Linked DNA regions of Homo sapiens: region 2 is linked to region 1. A link is an interaction called in ENCODE POLR2A ChIA-PET data of the cell type or tissue named here. Cell type or tissue: Caco-2. All regions are shown on one strand. Links, peaks and the distances in the headings refer to the core of each region. The heading gives the core; the rest is flanking DNA. Region 1 overlaps C20orf203 (chromosome 20 open reading frame 203). Region 2 overlaps EFCAB8 (EF-hand calcium binding domain 8).

What was found. ChIA-PET counts read pairs that join two places held together with the same protein. Peaks named below come from ENCODE experiments on the same cell type or tissue, not always from the same donor. Only the 100,000 strongest peaks of a DNase experiment are listed, where the experiment ranks them.
Region 2: POLR2A ChIA-PET joins it to region 1 with 10 read pairs; 3 of 35 experiments call an interaction of 5 or more read pairs at or near these places.

The regions. Positions count from the first base shown.
Region 1 is chr20:32,634,352-32,638,738 of GRCh38, forward strand. The region is part of intron 5 of C20orf203 (chromosome 20 open reading frame 203); the gene reads right to left. Among named protein-coding and RNA genes, the nearest start is that of C20orf203, 37 kb to the right of the region's middle. RefSeq lists a silencer at 4,169-4,356. In Caco-2, for the core only: no CTCF peak of the experiment used is centred there; DNase peaks (open chromatin) are centred at 2,200 and 2,697.
Region 2 is chr20:32,875,190-32,879,576 of GRCh38, forward strand. It overlaps EFCAB8 (EF-hand calcium binding domain 8), which reads left to right. Exons shown (of 27, transcript NM_001143967.2): 4 at 737-855; 5 at 3,515-3,618. Among named protein-coding and RNA genes, the nearest start is that of EFCAB8, 18 kb to the left of the region's middle. RefSeq lists enhancers at 1-563, 564-1,533, 2,370-2,539. In Caco-2, for the core only: no CTCF peak of the experiment used is centred there; no DNase peak of the experiment used is centred there.

The DNA.
Region 1 (4,387 bases), core at 223-4,222:
GAAGACAGCGTGAGACATTCAAGAAGTGCACGTTGTTCCTTACAGCTGGGTCCAAGCTGTCCTCAGGTGTGGACGCGTGGCTCTAGGAAGCCCAGCACCCTCCCGAGTACCTAGCCAGCTCCGGGCCCAGCAGGGCTTCCGAGAATTTCATGTCCAGAAATTTATCAGAAAAAAACACAACAAAACAATCAGCAATGTGGACATGAAGTTACGCAGGACGGAGGATGTTTACTGCGGTGTTTTTATCACAGAAAACGAGTGAAACAGCCTCTGTGCCCAGCCACGAGAAGGGGCCACACTTGTCAAAGGGCCACCACCGGCTGGAGTCATCCAAAAGGCTGAGGAGTCAGATTTCAGAGACTACTTAAAGGCACCAGACAATGCATCTGATGTAACTGTAGGTAAAAGACAGCAAGAGGCAAACTATTTTTTATTAGGAGACCTACATATGCATATATATATATATATGAAATGATATTAGGAAGAAATGTGTCAAATGCTTCACAGTGGTTATCTCTGGTGATGGACTAACCTGGGGGTTGTAGTTCCTTTTTAAAAATAATTTCAGCCAGACGCGGTCTCTCACACATGTAATCCCAACACTTTGGGAGGCCAAGGTGGGCGGATCACTTGAGGCCAGGAATTTGAGACCAGCCTGGCCCATGTGGCAAAACTCTGTCTCTACCAAAAATACAAAAATTAGCCGGGCATGGTGGTGCATGCCTGTAATCCCAGCTACTCAGGAGGCTGAGGCAGGAGAATCACCTGGGAGGCGGAGGTTGCAGTGAGACAAGATTGTGCCACTGCACTCCAGTCTGGGGAATAGAGTGAGACCGTGTCTCAAAATAAATAAATAAATAAAAATGGGCCAGACACGGTGGCTCATGCCTGTAATCCCAACACTTTGGGAGGCCGAGGCAGGCAGATCATGAGGTCAGGAGTTCAAGAGCAGCCCGACTAACATGGTGAAACCCCATCTCTACTAAAAAATACAAAAATTAGCCAGGCATGGTGGCACATGCCTGTAATCCCAGCTACTCGGGAGGCTGAGGCAGAATTGCTTGAACCCGGGAGATGGAGGTTGCAGAAGGCCAAGATCGCACCACTGCACTCCAGCCTGAGTGACAGAGTGAGATTCCATCTCAGAAAGAAAAATAAATAAATAATAATAATCATTTCCTCGGCTGGGCACCATGGCTCATGCCTGTAACCCCAGCACTTTGGGAGGCTGAGGTGGGGGGATTGCTTGAGCCCAGGAGTTCAAGACCAGCCTGGACATGAGGATACCTTGTCTCTACAAAATACAAAAATTAGCTGGGCATGGTGGTGTGTGCCTGTAGTCCCAGCTACTCGGGAGGCTGAGGTGGGAGGATCGCTTGCCTAGGTGACAGAGCAAGACCCTGTCTAAAATAAACATTCCTGTGTTCTCTGATTTTGTAATGGTGGGCCAGTCTCACATTTTCATTTTCAGAGACAGATTCTAGGAGGCAACTCCATGAGGCCACAACTTCTCTTTCCAGCATCCTCCTGAGCCATGCCTCCCAGCCCAGCAAAAACCCCCAGGGAGCCACCCGGAATGACGTGTCGTCCTCCCATCCCGTGTACAGTGAGCCCACGTGCTCTGACTCCTGCCGTTCCTGTCTGAATGCCCTCTGCTTTCTCTCTCCATCTGGCACAGTTCCCCCAGCCCCCAGGCCCCCCTCAGGGTCCTTCCACTGGGGAGGTCATGCACACCGAGCACCCTTGCCACTGAACAACGGGTGTGCATGCCCAGATACTTGCCTGGATGGTGAGCTGCTGGGGGAAGGACCTGCCTTACCTCTTTCTTCCCCAGGGGCTTTATAGGGCCCAGGATTTATTTCTATTTGTTTCCCGCCTCCAATATCTTATTTCGAAAATGTCCAAACCAAAGATAATGGTATAATGAACACCCTTCGCTTAGATTTGCCACAATTTGCTTTTTCTCTCTCTCTTTGTCTTGCTGAACTAGTGCAGACATCTGAACACTTGGCCAGGGCTGGGGATTTGGAAGGTGCTTAACGCCTGCTGGAATCAACGAAAGGGAGAGCAAGGACACGGCGCTGCTCCCCTCTGCCTTTGGCCCCAGTGGATAACCTTGCACAGCAAAGCGCTGGCCTTTCTAAAATGCTAACACAGAGGAGCTGCCCACCTACTTGGAGGCTGGCTGCCAACAGTCAGCACAGCCCCTCTGCAGACACGCAAGGCCCCTGTCATCCCTTCCTGCCTCATCGCTCACTGAGCCCTGGAAGACAGCCTCGTCCTCACACCCACCTGCGCCCCCCATGTGCTGCTGGACTTGGGCCATGGAACCTCTGTCCTCCCCGCTCACCCAGGGAGGGCATATATCTCTTCCATGTCCCTTGCAAACCTGACATCCTCAGAGAAGTGGAGGACTTCCCTGATATTTCCTCTGCCCCTTGGCACCAAGGGCAGCCTCTGTTGGAGTGACCCATTCATCCTGGTCTGCCCAGGACTGCCCAGTTTTAGCAATGAAAGTCCAGTGTCCTGGAACCCCTCAGGCCTGGGCAAACCAAGAGGACTGGTCACCCTGGCTTCTGTTGACTCTCACTGGGTGGGCAGGACATGTTCACACTCCCACTGCCGGGAGACAGCAGCCTGAGAGTCACCAGGGGCAGGGGCTGGGCTGCTCTCTACCTCCCCAACCCTGCCAAGGCCAGGCCACAGAAGAGGCCCAAGGACAGGCTTGCTGACGCTGGCTCACTGCCTAGAGGAAAGAAGAAATGAACCAGCACAGGGCTGGGTGCAATGGCTCACGCCTGTAATCCCAGCACTTTAGGAGAAGGGCAAGGCAAGTGGATCTCCTGAGGTCAGGAGCTTGAGACCAGCCTGACCAACATGGTGAAACCCCATCTCTACTAAAAATACAAAAATTAGCTGGGCGTGGTGGCAGGCGCCTATAGTCTCAGTTACTGGGGAGGCTGAGGCAGGAGAACCGCTTGAACCCAGGAAGAGGAGGTTGCAGGGAGCCAAGATCACGCCACTGCTGCACTCCAACCTGGGTGATAGAGCAAGACTGTCTCAAAATAAAAAGAAAGAAAGAAAGAAAAAGAAACGAATGAGTAGACAACGAAACAGTAATCTTGCCTCCTTCAAATCTGCTCAGATGTCACCTCCTCCATGAGGCCTTCCCTGACTGCCATCTCAGATGATAGCCTCCCCACTCCCCACCCCCACTTTACAGGCTTCCCTAGCATGTATCACTGACTGACATTCTCCATGTCATTTGTTCACTTTCACTAGGGTCCGTCTCTTGGACTACAGTGTCAGCTCCACATGGGCAGGGGTTTTTATCTGTTTTGATCACTGAGGTATTTCTGATGCTTAGAATAATAGGTGTTCAGTAAGAATTCATTGAATGAATGAATCCTTGCTTTCCTGCAAAAGATGGAGCCTCCTGGCCTTCTCACACATTTGGTCTTTTGTTTAATTTGTTCAACAGACATCAGTGCCCTCTGCGTCACTGTGTGTGCATGCATGCATGTGTGTGGGTGTAGGTGTGTGTGCATGTGCCTGTGTGTGTGCCTGTGTTTGTGTGTGTGCAGGTGCATGTATGGGCGTGTGTGTGCGCCCATGTGTCTGTGCGTGTGTGTGCATTGTGTACTTGTTGTTTGCATGTGTGCTTGTGTGTGTGTGTGTGTGTATACAAAGCAGAGTGCCCAATCTGATGGCAGGAGGGGCAGAGGCCAGGGTGAGGACTCAAAGAGCCATCATGCCTGGTTGTATGTGAAGCCAAGGACCTGGCATTTGGGGGTGGGTTCTCTGGGGCAGGACCCTGAGCTCTTTGCAACAGCCTTAAAAGAAAGCCTGGACTGTAATAACCATGGCCAACATATATTGAACACTTGCTATGTCCCAAGCACTGTTCTGTGTGCTTCATGTATGTTTTCTCAGTTAATTCTCAAATCTCTGACATGTAATTGTCCCCATTTTGCAGATGAGGCTGGGGAGCCTAAGTGACTTGCTCAGGGGACCACAGCAAGAAAGTGGGGGTCACAGTCAGACTCTGGAGGGTGCTGCTAACCCTGGTGCTGGAGACTCCATTTGCAGAAGAGGAAGGAGGATCAGTGAGGTGAAGTCACTTGCCCAGGGTCACAGAGGTGGTCTGCTGAGATTTACAGCAGGTCCAGGACACCAGAGGAGTCTGAGGTCCCACTTGGTGGCCACCCTGGAAGAGGTGAGGGTAACCAAAGGGAAGAGGACAGAGACCCAGAGCCAGGCAGGAGCTGTGCTTGAATGCAAAACAGCTGCACAAAACTGGAGGACAGGAGGGACCGGGTCTGACTGGGGAGATGGAGGCCAACTTCTCAGCAAAGCTGTCCTTGCTTCCTCTTCTCTCCTGAAAAAT
Region 2 (4,387 bases), core at 152-4,151, 240 kb after region 1:
TTTCAGCCAGGACTTGTGGGGTGGTTGAATGTTGAGCAGATAAGATGCAAAAGATAACCATGTGAGGACAGAAGCGTCCGGAATTGGCCTAGCCTGGGGTGGCTGGGGTGGATGCTGAGATGTGAGGAGGGGAGACAGGGCCAAGAGGGGCTGGATTTGAGGTTTGAGGGGCTGGAGGAGGCAGCCTCCTAAGGGCCCCGTCTTTGGCTGGAGCCATCTCCCTTCTGTGCCCCCTGCAGTGGACCAGCTGAGGACCGTAGGGGAGGCAGCACCAAGACTGCCTTGAACTGAGCACACCTGGTAAACATGGTGGTTTTTTTTTTTTTTTTTTGAGACAGAGTTTTCTCTCTTGTTGCCCAGGCTGGAGTGCAGTGGTGCGATCTCAGCTCACTGCAACCTCTGCCTCCTGAGTTCAAGGGATTCTCCTGCCTCAGCCTCCCAAGTAGCTGGGATTGCAGGTACCCACCACTGTGCCCAGCCAATTTATTTTTGTATTTTTAGTAGAGACAGGGTTTCACCATGTGGATCAGGCTGGTCTTGAACTCCTGACCTCAAGTGATCCACCTGCCTCAGCCTCCCAAAGTGCTGGAATTACAAGCATGAGCCACCGCGCCTGGCCGTAGATGTGGTCTTCAGTGTGTCCCCCTCAGCACCCAGACACTTGAGAACTCCGTGGCAGTGATGGGCCGAGGGACTTGTGAGGAAGGGGATGATGCTCTCTGTTCTCTCTTTGAAGCCCTGGGCATGGACGCCTTCATCAAGGCCATGAAGAAGGTTCTGAGCAGTGTGTCGGACGAGATGCTAAAGGAGCTGTTTTTGAAGGTGGACTCGGACTGTGAAGGCTTTGTCACCTGGGTGAGGAGGGTGCCCCTGCTTCCTCAGGTGCTGGAGGGAGGCTGGAGGGTCCAGTCCTTGACCAGTTGGTGGGGCTGAAGATGGGAGGCCATCACGATGTGGGAAAGCCTCCCTGTGGATTCTGGCCCCAGTCGGGGGACTTGCCTGGTGGAGACGTCCCTCCTAAGACCTGTGTGAGCTGAGTTCCTGGCAGCTCATTCCCCAGGGACAAGTGTCGTTGGCCCCTGTGTGAGACCTACTGAGTGTGCAGCGGTGACCCCACCTGCCACGCGGCTGTGGTGCCCACCAACCTCCCATTTGGCTTGGGGGATTCAAGCTGGTACCACGACCATCTCATGACCCTTCACTGTCACTCAGGAATAGGCCAGCCTGTGGCTGTTACATCTAAAAGTGTCAGGCTTTTACAGCATCATAATAATAATGCTTTCATGTTTTTCTGGTTCTAAACGTTCGACAATGGGAATATACAGCTTTTTAAGCATACAGAAAAGTACCAAGGATAGTCTGACAAATTGATGTAGCAAAGATGACAATGATAACTAGCATTTACACCAAGCACTGTGCTAAGCTCTCTATGTATTATTTTACTTAAACCTCATAGGAATCCTATGGGGTAGGTGCTATTACTTACCTCTATTTCGGCCGGGCACAGTGGCTCATGCCTGTAATCCTAGCACTTTGGGAGGCCAAGGGGGGTGGATCGCTTGAGCTCAGGAGTTCAAGACCAGCCTGGGTAACGTGGTAAAACCCTGTCTCTACAAAAAATACCAAAAATTAAACGGGTGTGGTGGTGCACGCCTATAGTCCCAGCTATTTGTGGAGCTGAGCTGGGAGGATTGTTTGAGCCCAGGAGGTTGAGGCTGCAGTGAGCTGAGATTGCACCACTGTACTCCAGCCTGGGTGACAAAGTGAGACCATGTCTCAGGAAAAAAACAAAACAAAACAAAAAACTTACCTCCATTTGACAGATTGGGAAACTGAGGCATGGGGAAGTTAGGAGTTTGCCCAGGGCTTCAGACTCATCAGCACTGGAGCCAGTATTCAAACCAGGGAGGGTGCCTTGAGAGTCCCTGCGTTAACTGCCGTCTCATAGCTCTCCTCAGCATAGGTATACATTCTGGGTTTTCTTCTTCTCAATTTTCTTGTTTTTATTTATTTCTTTCTTTTTTTTTTTTTTTTTTTGAGATGGAGTCTTGCTCTGTCGCCCAGGCTGGAGTGCAATGGCACGATCTTGGCTCTTTGCAACCTCTGCCTCCCAGGTTCAAGTGATTCTCCTGCCTCAGCCTCCCGAGTAGCTGGGATTACAGGCACCCACCACCACACCTGGCTAATTTTTGTATTTTTAGTAGAAACGGGGTTTCACCATGTTGGCCAGGCTGGCCTGGAACTCCTGACCTCAGGTAATCCACCTGCCTCAGCCTCCCAAAGTGCTGGGATTACAGGTGTGAGCCATTGCACTTGGCGGTTTTTATTTCTCTTAATGTTCTATAATAAACATTTCCTTTAGAACAATGAGGCCAACTGAAAGAAAAAGAATAAAAAGCAATTTAACCCCCTCGCATTCCTAGCATTCTCAGGGCTTTACCCAGTGGTCCTTGTTTACAACCCCGTTTCTTGTTACAGCTTCATATGGTGGCTGCTTTGGGCCTTGGCCATGTTTTCCAGCAGCTGGGCAGTGGAATGGAGTCTGGAGTTGCGCCAGTGGCCCTGGTGTGGGTGCTCCCTGCTGTTAACTTGATGTTTGAGCATGGGCATCTCACATCCTTACAGGGGCCTGAGTTTTATTATCCATAGGGGAGAGTGAATAAAGAGCTCCCAGGGTGATGCCAGTTGTGGGGGTGATCTGAGGATGCACTTAGCGCCTCAGGACGGCGAGGGAGACGCTGCTGTGCTCTTTCAGTGAATGCTGCGAGTAGGCCCTTCCCATACTCAGGATTCAAGAACAGGTCTGCTGTCCAAGCGCAGTGGCTCACACCTTTAATCCTAGAACTTTGGCAGACCACTTGAGCCCAGGAGTTCGAGACCAGCCTGGGCAACATGGCGAAACCCCATCTCTACAAAAAATACAAAAATTAGCTGGGAATTGTGGCATGCATTTGTGGTCCCAGCTACTCAGGAGGCTGAGGTGGGAGGATCACTTGAGCCTGGGAGATTGAGGCTGCAGTAAGCTGTGATCACACCATTGCACTCCAGCCTGGGTGACAGAGCAAGGCCCTGTCCCAAAAGGAAAAAAAAAAGGCCGGGTGTGGTGGCTCATGGTTATAATCCCAGCACTTTGGGAGGCTGAGCAATAAACTGTGATCACACCACTGCACTCCAGCCTGAGTGACAAACAGAGAAAGAGCAGGTCTGTTGCTTGGCCACCTGCCCTGGCCAGTACTTGGGAAGCAGCCACCAGAGCCTATCGGAAGGGCCTGGGAGAGATGGGGTGGTGAGGGGGACCCTGGGAATCAGGCTTGAGTTCTTTTTTTTTTTTTTTTTTTTGAGACGGAGTCTCGCTCTGTCGCCCAGGTCGGACTGCGGACTGCAGTGGCGCAATCTCGGCTCACTGCAAGCTCCGCTTCCCGGGTTCACGCCATTCTCCTGCCGAGTTCTTGAAACTGAAGGCTGAGACCATTTTGCCAATACCCTGCCTCCCTTGTGCTTTCTTTCGAGGCAGCAAAAGTATGTGGATTACATGATGCGTGAGTTCCAGGGAAAAGAGGACATGCGAAAGAGCCAGTACCGCCTGCACTTCTACCTTCCCATGACGGTCGTCCCCCTGTAAGGAGCCTCTTCCTGGGCCTTGGTGGGTGGGGTGACTGGACAAGTGCTGGTGCCAGCCTGCAGTGAGCCCCTCCCTCAATCCGTGACCTTGCTGGTGCTGACCAGGGGCTGGCATCAGCCTGCTGCCTGATGTCCTTTGGCTCATTTCAACCTCACAGCCCTGTAAGTGTTAGGACTAAGGTACGTGATTTGTCCCCATTTTATAGATGAGGCCACTGAGGTCTGGAGAGGTCAAATGGCTGGCCCCAGGCCAATAGGTAGAAAGTGGCGGGCTGCTGTGTTTGGCCCTCTCAGCCCCCATTCCCCAGTATACAGCATTGCTTCACCTGCTTCCTGTGCTAGTTGGTGCAGAGTGGGTCTGGCAGTTTCATCATAGGGGCACAGGTGGCACAGGTGGCCAGCACAGGCAGGAATAGGAGTTTCCTCCCAGGCAACAGGAAGGGAATTGCTCCTCAAGCCCCCAGCCAGGCCCTGGAGGCCTCAGAGTGGCTGGCCCCGGGAGTAGGTCCCTCTGTTACTCCTGGAGCTGGTGGCACCACCCTGCCTTGGCTTCTGCCTGACCGCTCTGCTCACTCCTCCTCCTCGTGGCTCCTCCACCCGCTGTGCCCACTGAACCCTTGCTTTGCAGGGGAGGAAAACTGTCTTTTCCCTCTACCCATCTGAGGTTCATTGGCAGGGACCTCTCTAAGCGAAGACAGAGTCACAAGGACAAGCATACAAGTTTATTTAATATAAGTTTTACATGACACGGGAGCCTCTGTAGGAA